2 separate regions of the Homo sapiens genome follow, and region 2 is linked to region 1. Evidence: chromatin loops called from intact Hi-C (ENCODE). Cell type or tissue: sigmoid colon. All regions are shown on one strand. Each heading gives the region's core, and the rest is flanking DNA. Links, peaks and the distances in the headings are about the cores only.

The links. A loop is a pair of places that touch in the nucleus more often than their neighbours do. Peaks named below come from ENCODE experiments on the same cell type or tissue, not always from the same donor. Only the 100,000 strongest peaks of a DNase experiment are listed, where the experiment ranks them.
Region 2: a loop joins it to region 1, with 2.1 times the contacts of the local background. A loop is called at or near these places in 2 of 110 quality-filtered maps.

What each region holds. Positions count from the first base shown.
Region 1 is chr2:202,089,351-202,092,264 of GRCh38, reverse strand. KIAA2012 reads right to left here. Exons shown (of 24, transcript NM_001277372.4): 3 at 1,336-1,495. The region is part of intron 3 of KIAA2012-AS1 (KIAA2012 antisense RNA 1); the gene reads left to right. Among named protein-coding and RNA genes, the nearest start is that of KIAA2012, 18 kb to the right of the region's middle. In sigmoid colon, for the core only: no CTCF peak of the experiment used is centred there; DNase peaks (open chromatin) are centred at 494 and 1,424.
Region 2 is chr2:202,038,113-202,041,025 of GRCh38, reverse strand. FZD7 (frizzled class receptor 7) reads right to left here. Exons shown (of 1, transcript NM_003507.2): 1 at 2,585-2,913. LOC124906114 (a long non-coding RNA gene) reads left to right here. Exons shown (of 2, transcript XR_007088053.1): 2 at 1,340-1,532. Among named protein-coding and RNA genes, the nearest start is that of FZD7, 5.7 kb to the right of the region's middle. RefSeq lists enhancers at 893-1,548, 1,222-2,421. In sigmoid colon, for the core only: no CTCF peak of the experiment used is centred there; DNase peaks (open chromatin) are centred at 1,598 and 1,905; H3K4me3 peaks cover 2,021 bases.

The DNA of each region.
Region 1 (2,914 bases), core at 275-2,774:
GCCATTGTGCCTCCAGCTTGAGGTCCTCAACTTCAAGAGGGGCTTTGGCAAGGAATTATGGCAAGGAGCTCAAGAATGCATGTGTGTGTGTATCTTTCCTTAAACCACACATTTTAGCCATAGACTCCAATGGAGGACTCGACCTTTTTTGAGGTCAAGAGGGGCCTTCATTCTGGGGAATGTTGGACCTAGGCTATAGGAGAATGGCCTGCTCTGCCCTCTGCCCCACTCAATGAGAAACACTTCTTTGGTTAAGGGGCTCTTTCTCAAAAGTTTCAAATAAATGGAACTGCCTATAACTGTGGAACTGCCCTGAGAGTAAAACCAATGACTGGAGGAGCCCACAACTTTCATTTTGCTTCAAGTCACCACTTATTGGGGGAGTGAATTGCTTTCTCTTCTTCCTCAGGGTAAACCTATAAAGCAGGAAGAAAGTCAGTCTTTCTCTAGTCCTGGCTGTTTGTTGTTGCTGAAGAAATGGCAAACAGCCGAGTGGGTACTGGCACATTCTCTGCTCACTCTTCTCATCCCAAATAGGCTTGCCAAATAAAATACAGGATGTCCAGTTAAGTTTGAATTTTGGATAAACAATGAATTTTTTTTAGTAGAAGTACATCCCGAAGATTGAAGATTGCAAGCGTAACTGTTTATGCGTGTTGCGGGGGTGGGTATGCATGTGCTAAATCTGGCAACTCTAATCCCCAACCACTTCCCATTTTTGTTTTCAAGCATCTACAGAGTGCATTTAGGGTCTGTTCATCAGAAGGGTGTCCATCGCACTCCTAATGGATTGCGCTGGAGAGCCGCCATTTTTAAGAGGAAGAGTCGTAACATTTCACTTCCGGGAGGACCTGGGATCACCTCAGATGGGGTACTAAGGAATGTTGGGAAGAATGTGGAACTGTGGAGGTGCAGGGTGGATCTGACTTCTGGTCCCAGCTCTGCTTTTGACTGAATGATCTTGGACAAATTACTTTGCCTCTCTGGGCTTCTTCTTCCTTATCTTGTAAAAGATGGGTGTTGAACTGGAGGGTCTCTGAGTGGAGAAGATTGGGAAGAAAGTTCTGGCCTGGATGTGGCATGTGAGGCTGCTGAGGGCAAGGGATGGGAGTGAAGGCAGGACTTCAGGCCGTTCTTCCCTCTGCAAATGCGTCAGAGGACAAAGGACGGGAGCCGTGAAAGGGGCTTGTGGGCTACCAAGCGTGGGGACTTTGCTTTAACACAGAATTGGGCTTGAAATCCTGGTGTTTCAGGTCTTGATGGAAAACACACTGTCACACCAGAATGGGAGGTGGGGCAGTTTGGGGTGTGCCCCCCTCCCATTTCCCCACTGACCTGCGCACCAGAGCCTATACATGGCGTCTGGGGGCCAAGTCCGCAGGAGGCCTCGGAGGTATCTCTTGGCTGAATGCCCTGGCTGGATCTGCCGTTGGGCCTGGCTCTCCAGCTGGCTTCGGAAGTGGAGGTATGGTTGCCAGGCTCTGTCCTGCTCTCCCTGTGGGGACACCAGTCAGGAAACAGCACAGCTGCTGACCCCTGAGCCACCCAGTGATACAGGCTGGTTAGCACAATCTTCATCAGTAACCCAGGAAACTCCCAGAAGGTGCCAGAAGGCACCAAAAACAGATGCCTCGGCTAATAGACATGAACCAAGAGCCCTCAGAGCAAAGCTCTGAAAGGCCCCTGCAGGTTTGCAGTTGGAAGCAGAAGGAGAAATGACATATACCAGATCCCATCTTGAGATAGAGTATTAGGAAAGGGTAAAAACTTCAGAAGAAAACACATTACCTAGTTCAGCCTGTGAAAATCATTTTAGTATCTTCAAAAATGGCTCTGTACTGTAATGGGAAAGCCAGCTCACAAATCTGCATTGGCATTCAATGTTTGTAATGTGAATAATGGGACAGACAAATCATGTCCATGTTCATGGGGAGCCTGGCATTTTGAAAATATCTGGCTCTGATGCATTTCATTTAAGCTGGGGAGAATTTTCTGGGAACCTATCTGCCAAAGTCAGTGCCACTGTGCAAGACATCATAGGGAATAAATATGAATAATAACATCTTACAATTGACTAGGAATTTACATTATACAAAGAACTTTCACCTCATCTGTAATCCTATAAGGTGGACTGAGTTACTACAACCACTTAAGTGATGTAGAAACTCTCAGAGGATGATTGCTTAGGCAAAAGAATAGCAAATGTGTGATATTTGTGTTGACATCTCTCACCCTTCCCAGTGTCCATGGCAGACATCCCTAATCAATCACAGGATTCTTGACTGCTGAACTGAAGGTGATCTCAGAATCCATTTTCTCCTTAAGAACATTTTTGAAACTGAGGCATAAATTATATAACATGCACAGAATATTTAGATGTTCATTTGATAAATATTGACAATTGTATATACCTTTGTAACCACCACAGAAAACAAAATCCAGAACATTTTCATCCACCCAGGAAGTCCCTCATGCCGCTTTTTAGTCAGTATCCTCCTACCCACCAGGTAATTGCTATTCTGATTTCTAACACCGTGGACTGTTTTGTTCTATTCTTGAACTTCATATGAATGGAAACATACAGCATATATTCTTGGATGCTCCATGAAAGTGATCCACACAGTGTTCCAGTGAGAACTGGCATGAGAAATGAAACCCACTTAGTCCCCTTTGGCTAAGGAAGTCTCCCAAGGCAACAATATAGCCTGGAAGGATAGAGAGCAACTGTGTGGAGCCAGTTAGAAGTGGAGCTGGGCTTGAATCTAGGGCTTCAAAATTCACATCAGTGCAAAGCTTCTTGTTCTTCAGTAACTGACCATCTCATCAAAGGACCAGATCAGGAGTTAGCACCATGAACCAGCTTGATGTCAAAACAATAAATAAAGATGTTTCGAAGCAGGTGCCTCAGTGAGTT
Region 2 (2,913 bases), core at 414-2,913, 51 kb after region 1:
CAAACTTCCTTTTTTCCTTCTACTACAAATCCACAAATTGAGAAAATTCCAAGTGACTAGATCTTTTTTTTTTTTTTTAAAGAACCAAAGAGAGTAAGAGACACAATGTGTGTTTACTAAAGAGCTGGCATTTTAATCGTACCCTTTTTAACTAGTTTACTTTAGCATGAAATGTAAAGAACACAGATTCAGATGTAAGAAATGTCACACAGTGAGGAGAAGTGAAGAACCAAGTTTTATGAATTCGGTTTAATGCCACTGAGGGGGGTAAATCAGAGAAAAATAGAACAGATTTATGAATTGCTTATTTCAGTCCACATTGGTGTGGGTTTGGACCCTTCTAGGATTTCCTGGAGCCCCGTAGGCTGTTATTCACCCTTCACGTATGCATATATAAAAATATACCATCTATAAATAGCCACCTGCCTTTTCAGTGAAATTAAAGATGGGAGAGTTAGAAGAGATTTTCCCAGTATAATTACAGGGCTCAAACCTACAGCTGTTATACTACTAGAGTTCTACCCAGATGATTTCTAATATCATTATTTTATTTTAGGCACATTTTAAAATTCTCTCTCTGTATTTTAATGGTAAGATGTTGTCCAGACTTTTATTTTATTTTTTTCTTGCCAAGATTTCTCACATACCTACTTAAAAAGAATAGGTGTTGCATGGGGTTGTTGTACAGAGTAGTTTTGTTTTATAAACTGCAGAAAATTTTCACAAGTGTTTCTACTCCTTATCTGGGGATTAACACCAAACTCCTGCCAATGTTTTTCTTAAATGCTACACATGCTCTTTCACAAACACTCTCCCTCACATATTTTCTGCAGAGATGTGCCTCCTTAAGAAAAATCCCTGCGCTTCTAAAATTCCTAGGTATGAATTGACTGCATAAGAACACAGCACAATGTGAAGGGAATTAAACTGAACACTTTTATCTTTGCTTACCAAAAAAAAAAAAAAAAAAAAAGCAGGTAGCAATGTATTCATCTGCCGTCTTTGTTCCCTTACTAAAGACCAACACTCTTCAATCTTTGAGAGCCCTGAAAGACAAGGCAGTGCTGATGAAACGAAGGGGACACACTCAGAGGAGCAGCCACTGGGCTTTCCCTGTAGAAGGGTCTAAGTGCCTTCAGCAGTTAATTTGCAAGGAAAAAACCCCGTTGGGAGCCTTCCACCTACTCTAAAAGCAAACATTCTTAACAGGCGGTATTAGTGTGGTGTTAAGAGAGGCATGCTTTAACCTAAAAGGTGTCATTTTATGAACAAAAACTGGGTAAACCTTCAGAGACTTACAATCACTGTTTTCCCTTCCTTGATGCCAAAATCTTCACAGGTTAAGATGACCTCACATACCCATTGTGATGCTCAAAACCCGGGAGGATCTTAAAGAAAAGCTGCTTTGCACGAACTGTATACATGCGGCTTCCTGCTCCTGCGAGAACTGTCACTGGTTTTCATTTCATGCGTTTGAAAAACACACGAGCCATGTGTGTGAGCCTGTTAATTAAAACAAAAACAGAACTGTTTCTGTTGTACTTTAGAACTACAGAAACTTTGAGGCCAAGCGGGGCAAGAGAAACAGCAGCACCCAGTCTGCTCCTGAGTCCCCACGGCTGCCAGGGAATGAAGCCACTGTACTAGAAAAAGCCAGGAAATAGGCACCGGAATTAAAGAAGAGAGGTGAATGGAAAGAAAAAAAATTCTAGTAAGGCTCAGAATTGGATGTATTAAAGTGCCTTTTCCATTCCCGAGGGACTCTTTCATATCAAAGTTTCTGGCTAGTGAAGGCTTCCCTGTCTAATCTGATTCCAAAGTTAGCCTCTTCTCAAGAGGAAAGAATAGCTTCAGTGGCTTCAGAGGCCATCCCAGGGTCAGGCATGGAGTCTATTGCTGCCGGAGCTGCTGAGTCATTGCCACCTTGGGAGCTGCTTGACCTCTGCTTGGTTTACCTAGAAGGTAGAGGGAAGCCTTCAGCTGAGAACACTCCACAAGCAAGGCTTCTAATCTCGAAGTATCCACTGACTTTCCCTAGCACCTGAACCCAAAGCATTTAAGGATTACCAATCTACATAAGTTACATTAGAATACCAAAACACTGATCAGTTTAAAAAAAAAAACAAAAAACCAAACACCCAAAAACTCACTGTATTCTTCACAAGGGAAACACTACCAAAAAAAGCAGCAAATATAAACACTATCTTCTAGTCCCTTTTGAATATGGATTTCATCTCCTAAGGGCAGTAAAAACATAGATCAGACAGCACTTCTCTAAAAGAGATGCTTATTCAATACCTTCAATAGTCATCCAAAGCAGGATGTAAAAAGGCTTAGGGGTATGTAGTGGGGTGGTGTGGAGGAAGGCAGGAAGCAGCAACAACAGGAAAAAAAAAATTAAATGACAGTCAAGGCATTCATTATACTCTATCTTAAAGGCGGGAGCAAAAAAGACCTCAATAATATACACCATTCTCTTTGAGGGACACACCCAATGTTGTCCCTCCATACTATTTTCCCATACTTTCCTTCTTTCTCTTCTTTGGTTTAATATTACAGGAATAGTAAACTAAATAAATGTTCATTTTGTATTTAAAAAAATTTATTTGTGATCTGTACATGTGATAAAGTGGGGTAGACCTTTAAAGCCAACAAAACAAAAATCCAAAGTAAAAATGTATAAATACAATATATATTTTCTTACAAAAATGGGAGATTTACAAAATATACATACTGTACTTATCTCTATTTTACAAATTTCACATGCACTTAAAAGATACAGCACAAAAGATGCCAAAACCTGTGTTGGAGTTTTAAAAATCTGACAGATGAGATAGTTTTGAAGGTTGAAGAAACACAAGATCGATTTTAACTTTAATGTAAAAAGCAGTTCCACTCAAGTGAACATTACAT